Regions from separate parts of the Homo sapiens genome. Here region 2 is linked to region 1. The links are chromatin loops, found by intact Hi-C in ENCODE. Cell type or tissue: CD14-positive monocyte. All regions are shown on one strand. Links, peaks and the distances in the headings refer to the core of each region. The heading gives the core; the rest is flanking DNA. Region 1 overlaps LINC02227 (long intergenic non-protein coding RNA 2227). Region 2 has its middle 190 kb from the start of LINC02227.

The links. A loop is a pair of places that touch in the nucleus more often than their neighbours do. Peaks named below come from ENCODE experiments on the same cell type or tissue, not always from the same donor. Only the 100,000 strongest peaks of a DNase experiment are listed, where the experiment ranks them.
Region 2: a loop joins it to region 1, with 5 times the contacts of the local background. A loop is called at or near these places in 1 of 110 quality-filtered maps.

The regions. Positions count from the first base shown.
Region 1 is chr5:158,369,697-158,378,039 of GRCh38, forward strand. All of the region lies in intron 1 of LINC02227 (long intergenic non-protein coding RNA 2227), which reads right to left. Among named protein-coding and RNA genes, the nearest start is that of LINC02227, 36 kb to the right of the region's middle. In CD14-positive monocyte, for the core only: no CTCF peak of the experiment used is centred there; DNase peaks (open chromatin) are centred at 4,105 and 5,995; H3K4me3 peaks cover 1,427 bases; H3K27me3 peaks cover 1,993 bases.
Region 2 is chr5:158,219,756-158,228,098 of GRCh38, forward strand. No RefSeq gene overlaps it. Among named protein-coding and RNA genes, the nearest start is that of LINC02227, 190 kb to the right of the region's middle. In CD14-positive monocyte, for the core only: no CTCF peak of the experiment used is centred there; DNase peaks (open chromatin) are centred at 4,206 and 4,676; H3K27ac peaks cover 2,235 bases.

The DNA of each region.
Region 1 (8,343 bases), core at 268-8,267:
AAATCAATTAAAAAACAGAAATATATGGTGAGAGCGCCAATTTGGGAATAATAGCTCATGTTTGAGTGTTTACCCTGTGACAAGCTCTGTGCTAAGTGCTCACCTTTTTGCACTGACTGTTCCTGCTACGTACAGGGTAAATCCACCCATTTTCTCACATGATCTTACTTAATCCTTTTAACAGCCATATGAGGTAGGTACTGTTAGTAACTGTGTTTCATAGGTGAGAAAGTTGAAGCTGAGAGAGATTCAGTAGCTTGCCCAATGTTGCACACCTTGGTAAGCAGTAGCACAGACTTTGATTCCAGGCGCTCTGATTCCAGAGTTTACATTCTTATCCAGAATGCTCTACTGACCTGTGCTGGGCTATGCTAACCACAGTCTAGGAACACACATCAGGAAAGAAGGTACCAACTGGAGAGGTCTCTGATCATTCGGAGCTGTTCTCTGGGGACATCTACTATGGGGAACATACCACTCTCCACACTCCAGCTCAGCTCTCTTCCCCATAAGCTCAGAAGCCTGGTTTTTACAGGGATAGGTTAACATTAACAGGGTCCACAGAAACTGCTGTGGTACCAAGAATGTTAAGCTTGTTAATTTACTAAGAACAAGGCCACAGTCTGGAAGGACTTGCACTGGCCTGTCAGTGCATCATCACCCTGCAGCAAAGCTACATGGGAGCTAACAAACAACTGCTTTCCAGAACTTGGTGCCTGGACTCAGTGCATGGGGAGTCATGCAGCTAACTCTCAGCTATCTTTTTAGCATCCCTCTTCCTCTCCACCACTGCCCTCATTCCAGGAGTAATGGAAACCCTAATATCCCCACATAAACCAAGGCCATTTCTCCCCTTTATCTACAGTCCCAAGAGTGACCACCCGCCTGCCCCCATTCCAATGGCATACTATTTGTATAGATTTCTTACTACATTTAATCTGACTATAGTCAAGTCTTGTTGGTCTGGGAGCCATTCTGCCTTCTGAGGATGGCTTTGTATATCTCGGCCCAGGTCTGTTAACTTGAATTAAAGTTTACTTCTGTAAGGGCAATTTTTAAAAACATCATTGAAGTATACTTTATATATAAAAATAAATCATTTGAAATGTGCAATTAAGTGATTTCTAAGACTTTTGGTGGGTTGTGCAATCATGGTCATAATACTTGCAGTGCTCCAGTGAGATCCATCATGCCCATTCACACTCTGTTCCCAACCCCGTTTCATATAAATAAAATCCTACAATATACCTGGCTTCTTTCACTTAGCATAATGTTTTGGAAATTTATCCATGTTGTAGCATGTATCATTATGCATTACTTTTTATTGCTGAATAGTATTCCATTGTATGGGTATGTCATATTTCATTTATCTATTCATCTGTTGATGGACATTCAAATCGTTTCTGTTTTTGGCTGTTATGAATAATGCTGCTGTGAACATTCACGTGAAGGCCTTGTGTTATCATAGGTTTCCATTTCTCTTGGGCAGATACCTAGAAGTGGAATTGCTGGATCATGTGGTGTATTTCTGTTTCATTCTTTAAGAACTGTCCAAAATGTTTTTCAGTGTGGATACAAGTCCCTTAACAAATGTATGATTTGCAAAATTTTCTCACTTTCTGTGGGTTATCTTTTCCTTTCCTTGGGAATGTACCTTGAAGCATAAAATCTTATAATGTTGATGAAGTCCTTCTCATCTAATGTTTTTCTCGTTTTGCTTGTGTTTTTAGTGCGATATCTAAGGAAATATTGCCGAGCTCAAGGTCATGGAGATTGTATACCTGTGTTTTCTTCTAAGAGTTTTATAGTTCCATATTCAGGCCTTATAGTTCATTTTGAATTAATTTTTATATGTTGTTTGCAGCAGAAGTCCAACTCAATTTTTTTGCGTGTTTTATTTGTTCAGATTCTTTGTGGCCTCTTTGTGTAACTTTCCTTCCCTCTGGGTAGAGAGTAGGACACCTGCTTTAGAAAGGTCTTATCAGCTACTTTCAGGGGTGACCCAGACAGTAATTTTTGTAGGTTTTATCACTTGATTTGGGGGAGAAAGAGGAATGGGAGGCAGGAAAGTGGAAGAAGGTGAGATCTTCTTGCTTTTGAGGCTCTCCTATCTCCTTCAGTTAAAAAGTACTCGCAAGCCAAGGCACCATACTTTGGGGTATTGCGTTCTGAGCCCTAACAAATCTGCAGATCAATTTTGGAAATACTGCCATTTTAACAATATCAGACCTTCCAAACCATAAACATGGATATCTTTCCATTTAGTTTGTTCTCAAATTTATTTCAATAATAGTTTATAGTTCACAGTGTACAAATCTTGCACTTCTTTGGTTCAATTTATCTATAAGCATTTTATTCTTTTTGATACTATGTAAGCAGAGTTATTTTATTAATTTTATTTTTGGATTGCTCATTGCTAGTGTATGGAAATTTAACTGACTTTTGTGTATTGATCTTGTGTCATGCAACCTTACTGAACTCATTTATTAACTCTAATAGCTTTTTAGTCGACTTTTTAGGATTTTTCTATGCTCAAGACCATGTCACATGCAAATAGAGGTAGTTTTACATCTTTCTTTCCATTATGCATGACTTTTATTTCTTTTTTTTTTGTCTAATTTCTACGGTTCACACCCCCAGTGTAATGGTGAATAAAAACTGTGAGAGCAGACATTCTTGTCTTGCTTCCAATTTTAAGAGAGAAGCAATCAGCTTACACCACTAAGTATAATTTTAGCTGTAGGTCCTTCACCTTTTCTTAGGTTGTATCTTTACCTGAAATATTTTTTCTACCTTTATATTTCTGTTTTTCAAAATAGTACCCATTAATCAAGGCCAAATACTCAAGTAGATATCATCCCTCCCACCCTAGAATCTCTCTTAACAATTTGCTTATATAATCGCACAGAGCACTAAGTATATTCCGCCTTTTGCTATAGTCATGTGTGGTTATTCTGGTAAGCCATCTCCTATGTATCTAGCAAAGTCTCTTTGAAAGTGGACTGTGTTTGCTTATTTTTACATTCCTAGTACCAAGACAAAGAGTTACAAATAGGAGCTTATGTCTTTTGAGTGAATGGATAAAACTAATTTATAATGAGATGTTGGTGCTTCACAGAAGCCTAATGTGTTGTTTTTCTGGGATATTTAAATTTGAAAGGAAGATCAACTTAAAATGAATTGGTCTTTAAATTATAAAAGTATCATTAGAAAACACAACCCAATTTTTAAAATAAGCAAAAGATTTGAAAGACACTTCACCAGAAAAGATATATGAATGGAAAATAAACACATAAAAAGATACTCAACGTTAGTCATTTAGGGAATTGCATTAAAACTATGATGAGATTCACACCTATTAGGATAGCTAAACAAAACAAAAACAAAAAAGAAACCTGCCAGTATCAAGTGCTGACAAGTATGTAAAACAACTGGAACTCTCATTTATTGCTACTGAAAATGCAAAATGTTACAGTCACTTTGGAAAGTAGATTGGCAGGGTCTCAAAAAATTAAACACAAATTTACCATATGATCCAGAAATCCTATTCCCGGGTATTTACATAAATAAAATAAAAACTTATATACAAAAACCCTGTGCAAAAAGGTTTATAGCAGCTTTAATCGTCATCATCAAAAACTGGAAACAACTCAAATGTCCCTCAATGGTACATAAATTAACAATCGGTGAAACATCCATACAGTGGAATATTACTCATCGGTAAAAAGGAGTAGACTACTGATACACACAAAAGTATGGACAAATTTCAAATGCAATCTCAAATAGCAGGCAGCAAGCTTATAATTAGCTTAAACTAATGGAATATGTTCTCCAAGAATTCTATGCTAGACTGTTTGAACCAACATGAAAGTTTCCTTAATGGCTCTCCTGCTCTCAACTCCTTCAACACATATCATTTGAGCTGTACAATTCAGCATACTCAAATGCATATGCTGAATGAAAGAAGCTATACCCAATGCATGATTACATTTTACATGGCATTATGGAAAAGAGTACATTTATAGGGAACACAGAAGTATCCGTGGCTGCAGGAGTTAGGAGCTGGAGGCTGGTGACATCAAAGGGATAAAATTAGGAACTAGTTTGGGGAGGAAGGAAGTATTCTGTATCTTGATTGCGGTAGTTTTCTTGCCAAATTCTTACACAATGGCATGCATTTGTTAAAATTCATAGAACTATATGCCACAGAGTGAATTTTACTGTAAGCAAACTAAAAAAATTATTAAAACAATAATATAACTAAATGCTTTTTTGGACAGAAGTAGATGTAGAGCCTGAATTTCAGCTTCATAGATTACAGGACAGGTGACCTGAGGTACATGTGGCTCTCTGACCTCTTGCCAAGGAGTTGCAGTGAATGGTGTGCTGTCAGCAGCGAGTGCTAGTGAGTAGTGACTTAACTTTTTAGGACATCAAGGAGAGCTTAGAAGTGCCAGGAAGAAAAGTGGCCAATAAAACAAAAAAACCTTTCAAACTAGAAGTGAGGTCATGGGGTAGCTACTTCAATTGTGTGTTGTTTGAGGAGAAGGCGGCCAACAATAGCTTGCTTCTTGTGAAGAATATGTGGAAGGAAAAAAAATTACATAAAGGATAGGATCAAACGGTTCCTTCCTGAATGATTATCGTCAGCAGCATTATAGATTCCAAAGAGAAGACACCCAGTGGTCCTCATTGAGAATCCAGTGCAAACCTCTTTGTAGAATGCTTGCTCTACAAAAGAAGCTTTCCAGTGATTTAGATGAGGGTGTAAGGGAGGCAGAAAGACATAGATGAATCCCAGCTCTGTCATTTACAAACTCAGAGCCCTTGCAGAAATCACTGTGCCTTTCTGATCTTCAGTTTCTACATCTATAAAGCAGGGTTAACAAGCACCTATCTTTCAGTGTTGAGAGAATTAAATGAGATACTGCACACATAGCACTAGGCTCAATACCTGGAAGATAGAAAACCCTTACTAACTTGTAGTGAACATTACATTGCTGCCAGTTTTCACGAGCATGCATATGTTTATTTTTCTCAAGTTCATTCTTGAATTTAATTTTTTTTTCTTGTCAGTACCTCGTCAGTAGGAGACCATCATGTCTAAGAAGCATCATCTTGCTGCCTAGAGTATATAGAGTGAAATTGAAGAGAAATTTCTTATTCTCAGAAGCACAGAATCTTTTATACTCAATACAGAGAACCTTCAAAAGCAAGAGCTGTGACTTCCTCACTCCAGAACTGGTTAACCTGTTGGGATATTTGGTAGATGAATTCTGCACCACGCGCTCTTCTTTACTATGCACTAGACCAGGAGACAGCAGATGCTCTCCATGCTCTCCTTCCAACACAGAAAACCAATCTCCCAGCACCAGGGGAGACCATAAAAAAGGAAAAAAAAATGCAAATGCCCAACATTGATTAGTTTTGCCAGCTGCTCTTCCTCCAGAATCAACGGACTGGCTACTTTAGCTGTAAAGTCTGTTGGACAGACTCAGGATTTTTTTTTTAAAGAAATGGTATTAAAAAACAAATAATGCTTTCCAGTCCAAACATCAAAAAAGTTGACAAATGGAGGGGGTATTTAATAAAGAAAGAAGGAAAATAACATGCAGCTTTTGGACTGTTTGACTTTGGGGAAGGCCTGTTTCTTTTAAATATGCAGTTGGAAACTCAAATGCACTCAGAGGCCAGACTAGTCCTGTAAATGAAAGAAGCATCATCTGAGTATAAGGCAATAGGGAGTGGTGGTGAGTGTGGACCTAGTTTTCTTCCTCCCACTATTTCGAGTTTATTTGAATACAAAAAATATTTCACTTTTTTTCTAGACTCTGCTGTGGAGGAGAAAATACAGAATGTGTTATGAAAACTGATAACTGTTACAACTTCAAAGACATGGAGCAACCTTGGTCGCCATTTTGGTTGTGTGGTGGACTCAGGAAGCCCATTCACATCTGAGTTGAGCAGCTCTTATGCACCTCCAGCAACTACTATTGTGCAAGAATGTGAGCCCACACTCACCACTACTCCCCATTGTCTTATCCTCAAATACTTCCTCTCTCATTATTTACATGACTAGTCTGACCTCTAAACGCTAAGTATTTAGTTATTCAAGAGACACCCTACATATTGATTTTGATGTGATTTCTAAACTACATCAACACGTGGATGATTTTAATGCTGATGATTCATTCCACTTTGAAAAACAATGGTGTGGGCCAAATACAACATGTTTATATGTTAGTTTCTGCCAGTGACTATCAGTGTGGACCTCTTCTTTGTACCTCAGTTCGATAATTGTTGTATAGTAATGCTTTTTGACAGATGGCAATCCATGATAGAAACAACATAAATTTTGTTAGAAATAATTTCTTATTAATTTCTAAAAGGATTATGAATTAACACTGTGTTGTGAAGTATGGAGTCATTTATTAAAGAATTATTCTAAAAGCAAAGGATGGGAAATAGACCAAATGGCCTTTAATAGCAGATGGTTACATAAAGTATATTACCTCTGATCAATATTATGTAACTATTAAAATATGAAGCAAAAATATGAGGCAGTTGTACAGTGCTAACATGAAACCATGCTATGATACATATGTGTGTGTGTATGTGTGTGTGTTTTACATATACATATTTTTCCATACTGTGAAAAAATCAAAGTGCAGAAAATTGTGCATAGCATGCTACTATTGCATTATATATGTTTGTGTGTGTGTATATATATATGTATATATATATATGTAATTTAACAACAAGTAATATTACAAAAATTCCACTAATTCACAGGACACAAGCAGCCTCTTTCATAAAGGTTGTAGCATAGTGGGAATAGGTTGTCATAACAATAGAGATGATGGACATTTTTTCAGGGAATCTCATGGCTAGAACATGCTTCATCCTCTTTCCATCACCTGCTTCTGAGAGACAATGACATTGGTTTTAATGGGTGGTCACAGACTCCAGTATGAAATGTAAAGTGGTCACAGAAAGTATTAATTTTAACAAACATAACAGGATCCTAATCACAAAGGCACAAGTGAATATTGTGGTAGTTCACATACATAGGATTTACTAGCAGTGGCTTTCCTACCAGACTCTCCATCCCTTTTTATCTATGCCCTCTTCTTTAAAATGTGCTCATCTCCCCAGAGGTGTTTCTGGCCTACCTGTTGTTTAGCCACTTCCCCATTTTGGTCCTGAGTTTGGCTCATTTTTGAGCATGACTTGTGTAAGCTCTTGACTAAGCTGACTGATTTAGTGTTTTCTAACAGATGCTTGAATTTGCCAGAGGTTGTCTGGGCCCTGCTGGGAATATGCACCTCTTGCAAGGAAGAGAATGAGATAATGAATGACCTCTCTTCATTTTCTTTCCCTCAACCTTAATTTATAGCTAGATATGTATGTAGATATAAATATGACTAAAGACTATATATTATATCTATATGAATGTGACAGAAACTATAACAATGATTGTCTCTGGGAATATATGTTCTTTTTATGCCCAATAAGCTGAATATCAGATTGACAAACTGCATTTCTGGTATCACAGATGTGTACATGAAATGAGAGAAGAAGGAGAAATTACCTAGTTTGTGACATTTAAGTCTCTGTCTTAAACAGAAGTAAAATTTCTAATCAGTATGGGAAAGTTAGATAATCTAATAAGTGATACTGAGACATCTGGCTAACCATCTAAAAATTTATATCCCTACCTTACTCCTTCTACCAAAATAAATTTGTGAGTGACAGTCTATAAAACAGTCCCTATGAGTGACAGTCTATAAAGCAGTCTCTATGATTCCCACCTCCTGGTATTCATACCTTTGTGTAATCCTTTTGAGTGTGGGCAGGACCAGATACTTATTTCTAACCACTAGAATGTGGCAAAGATTATAGGTTGTAAGTGATCACATGTATGTGATTACATAAAAGTGTAATGCCTATTTTTCTAGAGTCTCACCTTTCTCTCTCTTTTTTCCTTCCTCCTTTCTTCCTTCTCTCCTTTATTGGTTTTGATAAGGCAAGATGCCATAAATCTTACAGCATCAGAAAATGAATTCAGACAACAAAGTGAGGGAGCTTGGAAGTGGATCCTTCCCCAGTTGAGCCTCTGATGAGAACACAGTCCTGGCCATCACCTTGGTCACAGCCTATGAAACCCTAAGAAGAGGCCCTAGTTAAGCTATGGCCAGAGTCTTGATCAACAGAAACTGTGAGATAATATATGTATGTCAGTTTAAGCTGCTAAGTTTTTGATAACTTGTTATGCAGTAATAGAAAAGTAATGCAAAGCTCCACATGGATTAATGAATTAAATGTAAAAAAAATTAGCAGAAA
Region 2 (8,343 bases), core at 136-8,135, 150 kb before region 1:
CGTGTCAAGGAGGCCAATGGAGACCTTGGGGACAGAGGAGGTGGCTGTCGCTCTACTCCAGCTGATTTCCACGTGAAAATAGAGGATCAAATGATCTTCAAGAGATGTAAAATTCCTAGGAAATTTCAATACTGACAGCTAACTAAAATGAAAACAATAGCAGCACACTTTGGGTCAAAGAAAATAGACCAGGTTGCTACTGCTGACTTGAGCATGCCTCCTTGGTATTGGGAGATATTTGGCTTTTCAGAAATGGCTTTGGGATTAGTTTTTCTGGGAGATTTCTTAATGGAACATTGAAGAGTGACTTAGAGATCAGGTTGGCTTGCCCTTGGAGACCAGATCAGATGTATCCAAAAACTTCCTGGTCTTAAAGGCCACCAATTCTCCTGCATCCTTCAGCCCACCTGAACTCCTGAATACCTCTCTGTATCTGAGGGTGTTTGGGGAGTCTGGAATCGATGATCCAGCAGTGGGTTTCAGGAACATCACATCTGGAATGAATCACCCTTCACTTGCTTTAACAGATCAGTCTTCAGGGGAAGCTGATTGCTCCCTTATCCATATCATACTTTGATTCATTTACACTTAAGTGATGAAAGTGGTCTTTTCTCCTCTCTCTTTAAATGGATACTAACCCAGGAGGGGCTTGGGGAGTTGTAAAGGGGAGTGCTAACTCCTTGGACACACTCTTGGTTGCATTCTCAAATGGACCACTCAATTAGGGGTAATATTTCATTGACTTGTGTGTCCGATGGCTCCATAGCCAGCAGTGTTTTCTAAATGGTCCTGAGGCAAGACTTTGGGCTTCAAAATCAGCCCTTCATCACCTTTATATCTGGGGCTGCATTGGCACAGCCTGGATTGAAGCAGTTATTTCTATCCGGGAAACAGCCACAGTCTCAGGCTGGGAGGTCTTGACTTGGACTGGCCTCACTTGTCAAAAGAATGGGTATTCTGATGCTTTCTGGGGCTGGGCTCATACAGCTTCCTTATCTGCATGTTGAATCTGACCACTCTGGTACCTGTCTGGGTTTTCTATAAGGGAAAAAGATGGTTGGATTGGAAAACAAATCAGGCTGTTTATGTGTTTTCCTGGATCTGCATAGAAAGTATAAATGTGTTCAGATAAACAGTCTTATTTTTCCAGAAACCTCGACATCAGGGAATGCTACAAATTAGTCTTAGCTTCAAGGGTGAAGCAAGTAGTTGCTTTGCTTGATATTTACATAAATAGCACAGGTTTTGTTAAAGAAATTTAATGCAACGGCAGGAGATGTGTGTGTGTGTGTGTGTGTGTGTGTGTGTGTGTGTGTGCTGTAGTCCCTAGGTGCTATAGGAACCAGTGGAAATTTTCCTAGTGACTGGAAGAATACATGATGTAGATGACCTTTCACTCTAATTATAAAACTGGCTTGAACGAATCTTTGGAAGTAATTGATTGGGCTCAGTGATAAAATGTTCTCAGTAGATCAACCTCTAACTTCCTTATACGATTACACCTTTGTCTTTGAATTAGTGGCTGGGTATAATTTGTAGCAAATACAAAGTTTGGAAACTAGCTGCCCATTTGAAAAATGTGGAAGACTATATGGCAGCCTGGTAAGGACAGGAACTACAGTGATAATTGCTAAAATAAATTAAGGATACTAGTTACAGTCACCTTTCTGATGACATTGATACACTTTATTTCTGTGAACTCTGGATTCTCACAACAACACTACAAGGTGGTTGCCATTATTATCCCTATTTTAGAGATGAGAAAGCTGAGGCATGGAAAGGCAAGTCACTTGCTCAAGGCCACAGCAATAGAAGAAATAGCAAAGCTTAGATTTGAAAATGGGTGACTTAATTTCAGAGTTTATTTTCCTGCCTACCTTGCAATCATGCATTTCTCATTCTATAGTTGAATACCTGGGTCTTGTACCGTACTTGGCACCCAGTAGGCACGTTGGATAAATTCTAATGCTTAGATAAAGCCCATTAATAGACGTGAATTTCTTTATAAATGTCAGTTTTTATTGTTACTGTTGATGCTACTACTATTATTAATTGCAATAGCTGCTATTTATTGGACTCTTTCTCTGTGTCAGGCACCAAGCTGCACTTAGCATGTGTTATTTCATATCTTCCTCATAACAATTCCATGTTGCAGATAGGAATGCTGAGGTATTGAGTAGGTAATTATTTAAATTTATAAGTCATTCTACTAGAAAAGAGCAGTGTCAGACAGAAGTCTGTTCTTACTCCAGAGCTGGTTGCCTTGACTATCAAGGCAATAAAATGTGATTGCCATGAAAGCTTCCATTTTCTTCTTCTGTCAAAAAATACTCTTCTTGGGGTTTTCTAGGGATAAAAACAAAGCAAAACCACAATGATGATAATAATCCAAAAATAGAGTTTGAGATATCCTCAAATGACAATATTTACTGGATAATAAAGGAAGTCTTCATTATCTAGGGCAGCTTTTTCCAACACTTCAGTCCTTGCACATGGTCTTTATGATTTTTTACCATATCTAAATTTCACGTAAACTTTTAATGTTTTTCTATATTAATTAACTTTTGAAAACTAAAGTATGTTGATGTTCAATAGTCTTTTTTTTTTTTTTTTTTTTTGAGATGGAGTCTCGCTCTGTCACCCAGGCTGGAGTGCAGTGGCGTGATCTCGGTTCACTGCAACCTCCAGCTCCCGGGTTCAAGCAAGTCTTCTGCCTCAGCCTCCCAAGTAGCTGGGATTACGGGCATGTACCATCATGCCCAGCTAATTTATTTTTATTTTTATTTTTATTTTTAGTAGAGATGGGGTTTCACCAGTTGGCCATGCTGGTCTTGAACTCCTGGCCTCAAGTGATCCTCCTGCCTTGGTCTCCCAAAGTGCTGGGATTACAGGCATGAACCACTGCACCCAGACTTAATAGTCATATTTTGAGAGTTTTTGTATATATATATTTATTTATTTCTAGAATACATTAAAATAACAACATGGCTCATAAATAGAAAATCTTTTCTATATACTAGATAGTAATGTTTGCTATTTTTTACTGTTTTCTCTTTAGAAAATATCTGTACTACTTCCTAAAGTCATCTTTCACACCTCCTCTAGTTCACTTACTACTCCATGGGATACAAAGATGTACAAACACTCTCTACAGGCAAATAAACCAACCTCAGGCTCATCGATGAAGCAAGAAATAGTTTTGGAGTCAGGAAAGGGGACTATGTATGCTCTGAATGGCTGCCACTCAACTGTCCCTCAAGGAGCTCCCACTCAGAGAAGGCAAGATATGTGACACAATGATGGTCCAGTTAGCAAGGAGGGAGTTCAGAGCAGGCAGATGACTCTGTGGGCTGGATAGGAGAGCTTATTGTAGGAACTTTCTTTGGAAGGATGCACAGGATTAGCGTGGAGAGGTGAAGAGGGCACATCGAAGCGCCTGTAGGGGCCCAGCTCTCTGCTGTCTAGTCGCCGACTTCCAGGTCACACCCCACCACTTCAGGGTATGCAACTGTGAGCCAGCGTCACAAATCAGATCTGAATAGGGGTCTTCATGGCCAAGGGGTCAGGTTTCAGGTCCTCTCACCTCCAAGTTACACTGAAGCTGACCTTTTTCCACTTTTGCTGTGTTTTCTTAAGTCTATAGCACATACCATCTGTTTTCAATTTTGTGAAGAGTAATAAAAGAATCTAATCCAGTTTTTCAAAACACTTAATTTTTTTAAGGAAAAATAGTCTCTTTTTTCATTTTAGTACTTCAGCGTTTAACAAATGATATTTACTTACCAACACAATTTATGCAATTTCCCACCCTGATAATGCATCTGTTTTTCTCCTGTCCATTTTAACACTTACTGTCTTCTTGCGTTAGCTATTAAAGACTGAGAGGAGTTAAAGATGTAAGCCAAAGCAGGTAATTTCCTAAAGAGAAGAAATGTACCTTAAATGATTTCTCTTTGCTAGACCTGTTTGTTCTCCCTTCATTTGGCTCTTTCTGAAGAAAATAAAGTAAAATAAAATAAAATAATAAAGTTGGGGTTGTGGGGGGTAATTAGCAACAAATATCTTTTGGATCCAAAGAGGTGACAGGAAGCCTCTGAAAGCAAGATTTTTAAAACAAACCCTAATTTCCTAGAAGCAGAGTTGGAGCTGGCCTTTTAACACTGTTGCACATTAATGCAGCTTCCCCTCCCATTGGGAAGCTGAGGCCCAAGTGGCAGTCATTACTGCCAGTAGCACAGTTACCCAGTGGATTCCCGGAAGGGCTCACTTGCAAGATTCAGTCAGATCATCTCCAGGGGCTTCCAGTTCCCATCATCTCAGGAATGAAATATTCAGTATCATCTTTCTGCACCTGATGCTGCCATGGATTAAATTCTTGCTGCCTCCATTACTGGGGAAGCCAAGAGGTTGGGCTGTAGTGATTGGATATGAAGTACTTAATGACTGCACTTGGCTAAGAAAAGGCAAGAAAAAGAACCGGCCAGAACCACAGTCTCTACTGGTGGTTATGGGCTGGAGAACAGACCCTCCAGAGATGCTGTAGCTCAAGAATAATTTAGTTGAAAGACCTCCCCAACCTGCCCCAGACACAGCATATTTTGAAATCACATGCCCCATGACCTGTAGTCACCCACGATGACAAACAAAACTGTACAAATGGTGTTAGTTTTAACCTGGACAAGTTCACATTGGTTCCTCTATTCTTGTCTGCTCCTCATAGTTTCCCCAAACTGCTGGGTTCAGTCTTCTGCTTTTTACTCTCTATTCCCTCTTTTTACATAAACTCCCATCAACTATGAGCTATGAGCATGAGTCCCAAATCAACTGCTTTGGTGCGATTATCTTCTTGGCAATATTAACTGCTTAATAAACAATTATTGAATGGTTGAATGAATGAGTGAATTGAATTCATGAGTTCAATTCACTCACTGACTTACGAATGTCATTTCCACCAAGCTCTAGATTTACATTTCCTTCCTTCCTTCCTTCCTTCCTTCCTTTCTTTTTTTCTTTTTTAGACAGAGTCTTGCTCTGTCACCCAGGCTGGAGTGCAGTGGTGTGATCTTGGCTCACTGCAACCTCCACCTCCCGGGTGCAAGCAATTCTCCTGCCTCAGCCTCCTGAGTAGCTGGGATTACAGGCGTCCACCACCATGCCCGGCTAATTTTTTAAATTTTTTTTTATTTTTAGTAGAGATGGGGTTTCACCATGTTGGCCAGGCTGGTCTCGAACTCCTGACCTCAAGCAATCCACCCACTTCGGCCTCCCAAAGTGCTGGGATTACAGGCGTGAGCCACTGCACCTGGCCTAGATTTACATTTTCAACTGCTTATAGAACATCTCTTCCTGGATGTCTATGGTAGGCTGAATAATGACTCCCCCAAATATGTCCATGTTTTAATTCCTGGAAGCTGTGAATGTTACCTTATATGGCAAAAAGTACTTTGCATAGATGATTGTGTTAAAGATCTTGTAATGGGGAAAATTATCCAGGCTTAACTGGGCAGGACTGATGTAATCACAAATATCCTTGTAAGAAAGACGCAAGAGGTGTTAGGGACAGAAAATAACTATGTGATGATGGAAGCAGAGGCTGGAATGATGCAGTCCAAGCTCAGAAATGCCTGCAGCTTCTAGAATCTGGAAGAGGCAAGGAATGGATTCTGCCATGGAACCTTCAGAAGGAACTAGCCCTGTCAATACTTTGATTTTATCCTCTTAAGACTCATTTTGGACTTCTCATCTCCAGAACTGTAAGAAAGCAAATTTGAGTTGTGTAAAGCTATGTTTGTAGTAATTTGTTACAGCAGCAATAGGAAGCTCATACAATGTCTTATGACAACTCTAACAACAAATTTGCTATCCTCTTTCCCAAATCCCTGCCTTCAACCTCAGCTAATGGCTGGCTCATTCTCAGTTTCCTGGACTAGGCACTTCTGAGTCTCCTTCAGTTTTTCCCTGTCCCTTTCGCTTTCAGTCAGGACTGCCAGATTCTGTTTATTCTGTACCTGGAATGTTTGTCAATCCTATTCCTTTTGTTTGTGTCTGTAGCAATGTTGCCAGTAGCTAGAACACTGCCTGGTATATTGTAGGCTCCCACTAAATGTTGAATGAATGTGAGTTGCTACTCTCCTTTTCTGATTCCTTTTACATGTTCTTTCCATGGTGTATAATTTCCATTATGAAATCTCTGAGGGCGGGGCAGTGTCTTTTCCCAGCATTCCATCCAGGTCTGGAACATACAGTCACCCGTGCATGGTGAATGAATACATGGACTTACTCCTTGTCACCACCCAATTATTGAAAAATGTCAGCAGTGGTGACAAGCACCAGGTAGGGAGTCAGAGGGCAGTGGGTTTAGATCTATGCTCTGTAATTATCTCTCTCTCTCTATCTCTCTCTCTCTGTCCATATATATATATATATATATATATATATATATATATATATATATATTTTTTTTTTTTTTTTTCTGGCAAGATGCAAATCTTTTCAAATCATGGTTTGCTCCACTATAAAATGGGGACTCACCTTTTGGGGTGTTGTGAGGAATACACCGGGGTCTGGCTCAGGGTATCAGATAGCTGATAAGTATGAGTTCACATCATTATTTTCCTGTTGACAGAGAGCACCCAGGTTAAGTTCTCTTTATTAGCCAGTGGCTGGAGTGTGGCTGCAAATGCGCATTGAGGGGATGCAAGGGCACTGGCAGAAAAGGAGGGCAAAGAATGGGGATGGGGAAGGCAGAGAGGCAGGCGTTTTGCATTCAATAATTGAGTACAATTTGGAAACACTTGCCTTGTGTAGCCCTCAGCTGCCTGTGAAATTCATCTGAATCTTGTTCCGTTGGCCTATGGGGTATTTTCAAATACAAATTAGGTTGGCCAGAATTCCTTTTCTGCACCAACTCTCCTGGGTGCAACTTAGAGGTTATTAAGATGCCTAATAAAAGGAGAGAGCACATTTAATAACATTACCATCAGCTCCACGGAGCTGAGCTATGCGGGCCCACAGTGCCCCAGAGCCCACAGCCTCCCCCCACTGGTGCACTTGCTTAGAAGAGGCCCTATAATTATCCACATTTAAAAAGCACCATTAAATCCATCGAGGCAGTCATGTCCCATTTGCAGGGCCTTTCTGCCCACATTACTCGGGAGACCCAGGCCCTAGCTTCTTTTGGCGGGAGGAAAGGGGGAATAGATGGAGGTTCTTGGGCTAAAGTGATGGCTGGTTAAATTCACAAAATGGCAGTCTGCTAAGTGCCATTGTCATTCTTGCAGGAGCTTTTCCTCCCTTTATTTTGTGGATTTATTTAGCAAACCTTTCGTGAACACTTGCTAGGTTTCAGCACCATACCACCACTTCTCATACGGGAATCCGTTGAATCCTCCCAAGGACTCCTGCAGTAGATCAGTGGTTTTCAACTGGAAGTGTGCTGGGAGACATTTGGCAGTGTCTGGACATGGTTTTGGTTGTTACATCCTGATTGGGGAGGTGCTACCAGCATCCAGTGGGTAGAGGCTGGGGATGCTGCTTAACACCCTGCAGCACACAGGCAGGCCCTTACAGCGGTGAATTGTCTGGCCTGAATGTCAGTAGTGGTGAGGCTGAGCAACCCTGCAGTTGATGCTGCTCTTTTCCTCCTTTGCAAATGAGGAAACCAAGGCCCCAGAGAGGTTAGGAGATTTCTGTGGTGTCACACAGCCAGTCAGTGGTAGATCCATCGGAACCGGAGCTCTTTATTTATTTATTTATTTATTTATTTATTTATTTTTCCATGTCTTTTTTTGTTGTTGTGGTTGTATTTTAGAACTTTTTTTTAAAATTATACTTTAAGTTTTAGGGTACATGTGCACAATGTGCAGGTTTGTTACATATGTATACATGTGCCATGTTGGTATGCTGCACCCATTAACTCGTCATTTACATGAGGTATATCTCCTAATGCTATCCGTCCTCCCCACCCCCCACCCCACAGCAGGCCCCAGTGTGTGATGTTTCCCTTCCTGTGTCCAAGTGTTCTCATTGTTCAATTCCTACCTATGAGTGAGAACATGTGGTGTTTGGTTTTTTGTCCTTGCGATAGTTTGCTGAGAATGATGGTTTCCAGCTTCATCCATGTCCCTACAAAGGACATGAACTCATCATTTTTTATGGCTGCATAGTATTCCATGGTGTATATGTGCCACATTTTCTTAATCCAGTCTATCGTTGTTGGACATTTAGGAACCTGAGCTCTTAACATTGTGCTAGACTGCCTCCTGGTGTCTCACTCTGCACTCATTCTTTTCAGCTGAGCTCCCTCCCTGCCCCTGCTCTAGACTAGCTGTGAGCCCTCAGGAG